Linked DNA regions of Homo sapiens: region 1 is linked to region 2. Evidence: read pairs that join two places in POLR2A ChIA-PET (ENCODE). Cell type or tissue: IMR-90. All regions are shown on one strand.

Evidence for each region. ChIA-PET counts read pairs that join two places held together with the same protein. Peaks named below come from ENCODE experiments on the same cell type or tissue, not always from the same donor. Only the 100,000 strongest peaks of a DNase experiment are listed, where the experiment ranks them.
Region 1: POLR2A ChIA-PET joins it to region 2 with 9 read pairs; 8 of 35 experiments call an interaction of 5 or more read pairs at or near these places.

The regions. Positions count from the first base shown.
Region 1 is chr12:52,992,278-52,994,777 of GRCh38, forward strand. No RefSeq gene overlaps it. Among named protein-coding and RNA genes, the nearest start is that of EIF4B, 13 kb to the right of the region's middle. In IMR-90, no CTCF peak of the experiment used is centred here; a DNase peak (open chromatin) is centred at 974.
Region 2 is chr12:52,129,696-52,132,195 of GRCh38, forward strand. No RefSeq gene overlaps it. Among named protein-coding and RNA genes, the nearest start is that of SMIM41-AS1, 13 kb to the left of the region's middle. RefSeq lists an enhancer at 806-1,343. In IMR-90, no CTCF peak of the experiment used is centred here; no DNase peak of the experiment used is centred here; H3K27me3 peaks cover 890 bases.

The sequences.
Region 1 (2,500 bases), 860 kb after region 2:
AAAAAAAAAAAGAAAGAAAGAAAGAAAAAGGAAAGAAGGAGCCATTAGGCCCCTAACAGTGTGTACTTATGCTGTTGGGGGACAGGTAGGACTGACAGCTTAAAGAACATTCTGAGGCTGGGCACGGTGGCTCATGCCTGTAATCCCTGCACTTTGGGAGGCTGAGGTGGGCAGATCACCTGAGGTCAGCAGTTTGAGACCAGCCTGGTCAACATGGCAAAACCCTGTCTGTCTCTACTAAAAATACAAAAATTAGCCGGGCATGGTGGTGGGCACATGTAATGCCAGCTGCTTGGGGGAAGCTGAGGTTTGAGAATCACTTGAACCCAGGAGGTGGAGGTTGCAGTGGGCCGAGATCACGCCACTGCACTCCAGCGTGAGGGATAGAGTGAGACTCTGTCTCAAAAAAAAAAAAAAAAAAGAACATGCTGGGGCTACACTCCAGCATTTAAGCTAAAGCTAGAAATACATGGTTGAAAGGTTGAAGGCATTCACTGAGCTCACCAGGAGCTTTGACACAAAGATAGGGTCTTTGCCCCCATCTGAACAGGAGTGACAACAGAAGCTTTGGGAATTGATAAGTCACTAAGGAAAACAGGGCAGGGCACAAGTTGCAACTGGTGGCCCATGGGCTAAATTGGCCCCAGGTGTGCTTTATTTGGGCTACACAGGGTTGTGATTTTTTGAATTAACTATCCACTTTTAAATGTTGGACTATTTCACCAAAAAAAAATCCATATATCTAGTTTATCTTGAAAAACTGGAAGATCTGGTAACGTTGGGCCCTATTTCAGTTGACAATGAGAGTCAGGGTTGAGTTGTGACTGTCACCTTTAAAGAAAGTACATAGAGTAGGCTAGGCGACAATGACAAAATATCAGCAACTTAACACAATGAAGATTTGTTTCTTGTTCGAGCAAAGTCCAGGGTGAATCAGGCAACTCTCCAGGGTAGCTTTCTTCCTTGCAATGACTCAGGGATCCAGGCTGCACATATCTCATGACTCTGCTATTCCAATTTACGCTCTGGATGATCCCTTCAGGGAGCCGGAGCTGAAGGGCTGCTTTGTGGCACTTACATGCTTCCAACACAAAGTGAAATGGTACTTGAACTAACCGTCCATTTGCTGAAACTAGTCCCAGGACCCTCATCAGGGGCCTGAGAAACGTGGGGCAGCTCATGGATATTGGGTGAGCAGTAAATGTTTCTGCCACATGGAACATGTGCTCTGCAGTTTGCCACATGCTTGCCAGGCTGCTTAAATCATTCACATCATCTACCTGGCTCCTGGAGACACTGGCATTTGCAGCCTTTGGTACAAAAAGAGAGGAGTGCTGAGGAGAGAACCTTGTGGAATGCCACCAGGGAGCAGCCATCACAACAGAACCCTACACTAGCCCAGTGTTTCATGCCAAGGTTCTGTCTGTAAGTGACAGAACCTACCCCTGGGAGGTGACCTGGCTATATCTTTCATATCTCCTGGTCACACTGCTGAGGGGGTGCCTGCTGCTTCTCCACAGATGAAGATTCAAAATGTTCTTGTGTTACAACCTTTGCATATTTCAAATTCCTTAGAGTCAAAAAGGCTATTCTGAATTCTACCTACTTTCCTTCCCCCTATATTGCATTTCTTCTCTTTACTCTTGCTCTGCATAGCTCCTAAAGACTGAACTGGAGCAAAAACCTGCACAGTAGGCTCTGGATAGTACCAGTTCCCATGTAAAATGTTCAGGAAGACCAATTTATGTGATTTTCCTGAAAAGTGTTTGTTTGTTTGTTTGTTTGTTTGTTTGAGACGGAATCTCACTCTGTCGCCCAGGCTGGAGTGCAGTGGCGTGATCTCGGCTCACTGCAAGCTCCAACTCCCGGGTTCACACCAGTCTCCTGCCTCAGCCTCCCGAGTAGCTGGGACTACAGGTGCCCACCACCACACCCAGCCAATTTTTTGTATTTTTAGTAGAGACGGGGTTTCACCGTGTTAGCCAGGATGGTCTCGATCTCCTGACCTCGTGATCCGCCCGCCTTAGCCTCCCAAAGTGCTGGGATTACAGGCGTGAGCCACCGCACCCGGCCTTATTTATTTATTTATTTATTTATTTATTTATTTATTTATTTGAGATGGAGTCTTGCTCTGTCGCCCAGGCTGGTGTGCAGTGGTGCAATCTCGGCTCACTGCAACCTCCACCTCCCGGGTTCAAGAGATTCTCCAGCCTCAGCCTCCTGAGTAGCTGGGACTACAGGCGAGCATCACCATGCCTGGCTAATTTTTGTATTTTTTAGTAAAGACGGGGTTTCACCATATTGGCCAGGATGGGCTTGAACTCCTAACCTCATGATCCGCCCACCTTGGCCTCTCAAAGTGCTGGGATTACAGGCATGAGCCACTGCACCCGGTCTTCTTTTTAATTTATTTATTTTTTAACTTTTTTTTTTTTTTTTTTTTGAGATGGAGTCTTACTCTGTCACCCAGGCTGGAGTGCAGTGGAGGAATCTCGGCTCA
Region 2 (2,500 bases):
AGGCAGGAGAATTGCTTGAACCTGGGAGGCAGATGTTGCGGTGAGCCGAGATTGTGCCATTGCACTCCAGCCTGGGCAACAAGAGCAAAACTCCACCTCAAAAAAAAAAAAAAATGTATACATAAATTATGGTGTATGTAGACAATGGAATTCTACACAGCAATGAGAATTTATGAATTACCTGCAATGCATGCAAAGAGTGAGAATAGAGCCTGGTACTTAGTAAGTGCTCAATAAATATAGCTTGCATTATGCTTGTTATGGATGGGGAGGATGAGCAAGTATTATGAAGACCTCTAGCTCCATAAGCATTGATACGGTGTTGATAAGGATTTGGAGACATTTAACAAGATGAATAACAGAAACCAGACATGACAGAAAAAATATTGTATGATTCTAGTTAGATTAAGTACAAAATCAGGCAGAACTAAACTATAACATTAGAAATTTCTAGTGTAGTAGGCCAGGCACAGTGGCTCAAGCCTGTAATCCCAGCACTTTGGGAGGCTGAGGTGGGTGGATCACTTGAGGCCAGGAGTTTGAGACCAGCCTGACCAACATGGTGAAACCCCATCTCTACTAAAAATACAAAAATTAGCCAGGCATGGTGGCGCACTCCTGTAATCCCAGCTACTCAGGAGGCCGAGGCACAAGAATCTCTTGAACCCAGGGGATGGAGGTTGCTGTGAGCTGAGATCCTGCCACTGCACTCCAGCCTGGATGACAGAGCAAGAACCTGTCTCAAAAAAAAAAAAAAAAAAAAAAAAAAAAAAGAGAAATTTCTAGTGTGGAGATAGATGGGTAGGCATGAGAGAGGTTAGTGGGGTAGTAACAGTTCTCTTTCTTCACCTGTGTGGGGATTAAACAGGTATTTGCTTTGTTATGATTTATTGAGCACATTTAGTTTTTGTGAATGCATGTATATGTACATATATATTTTCTGTACGTGTATTATACTTAATAAAAAAGTTAAAAGTAAACAAATCATACACACACACACGCACACACACAAAAGAGAGAGGCTGAGAGGAGTTGTTCACTTCTTTCGGGGGAGGAGGGTCTCTGCCATCTGGCATCCCACTAGGGGTCCTGGAAAGGAAGGAGCTGAATCTAAGTGCTGGGTTTAGCCCACAGCCCTCGGCGTGCTGCTCACACACCTGCCCAGTTCCGACACAATGCCAATCACCTCCCTGGCTCCTGCTGTGAGTCTCAGGTGGCCCTGCACAAATGCCTCTCTCCTCCAGCCTCTCTGCAAACAAGCCCTGGAAGGCCACTTTCTCCCAGACAGCTCAGGAGCCCAGGCAGCCTGAGGCCTCCTCCCTGCCAGCTTCGCCTTTGCTGTCTGCCTCCAGCTGTGACTTCTGTGCTTCTTGGCCAGAACAGCCATTCAGCTGTTGGTTGTTTCATTGACTCTTTCATTTCTTCTTCTTCTTTTTTTTTTTGAGACGGAGTCTTGCTCTGTCGCCCAGGCTGGAGTGCAGTGGCATGATCTTGGCTCACTGCAAGCTCCACCTCCCAGGTTCACACCATTCTCCTGCCTCAGCCTCCCGAGTAGCTGGGACTACAGGCACCTGCCACCATGCCCGGCTAATTTTTTGTATTTTTAGTAGAGGTGGGGTTTCATCATGTTAGCCAGGATGGTCTCGATCTCCTGACCTCGTGATCCGCCCACCTCGGCCTCCCAAAGTGCTGGTGAACAGGCATGAGCCACTGCACCTGGCCACATTTCTTCTCTTAACAAAACTTTTATGAGCACAAATTATCTGCCAGACACTTTGCGAGGCACTGAGGGTACAATGATGAACAGTTCCTGCCCACACAGGGCCTACAGTCTGGTAGGGTCCTACAGACATTAGTCGGCCAATCCCTCGAATGATGAAAAACTGCAACAAAGGCTACAAGGGAGAGGCAGAGACTTAGCCAGCAGCACAGGGAACTGGAAATGTGTCTGTGCGGAAGTGATGTGTGGCTTTAGTGGATCTGAGGTGGGAGGAGTTAACTGGAGAGTCAGCAGGGGATGGAAGAGCATTCTAGGCAGAGGGAACAGCATGTGCTGAGACTGCATGGTGGTGACAGGTGAGGGTGGTGAGCACCACTGACAGAAAAAAAAAAAAGCCAGAGAGGCTGGTGCAGTGAGGCTGGCTGGGGAGGAGCTTACTGATTTGGGAGCACGCTCCTGAGAGACACGGTTTCACCCCTTGGCAAGGACTCTGGGAGATGGGGTCAACTTACTACTAGGATGGAACCTAGAAGCCCAGAAGAGACGGATTGCACTAAGTGAAGTTGCAAGGCCAGCCTTGCTGTGGCAGAGTAGAGGAGGGGACTAAAAGGCTCTGGGAGTGGGGCATGCTGGAGGGGATACAGTATGTATGGCCAGGAGATTATCCTGATACGTTCTTAGGGCAGGACCAGAGCACACACCATTTACACACCAAGGCAAAAGAAATGGGCTGGAGAGAGGGGCACAGACCCCCTAAACATGTGGGGAGGCCCTCCTTCT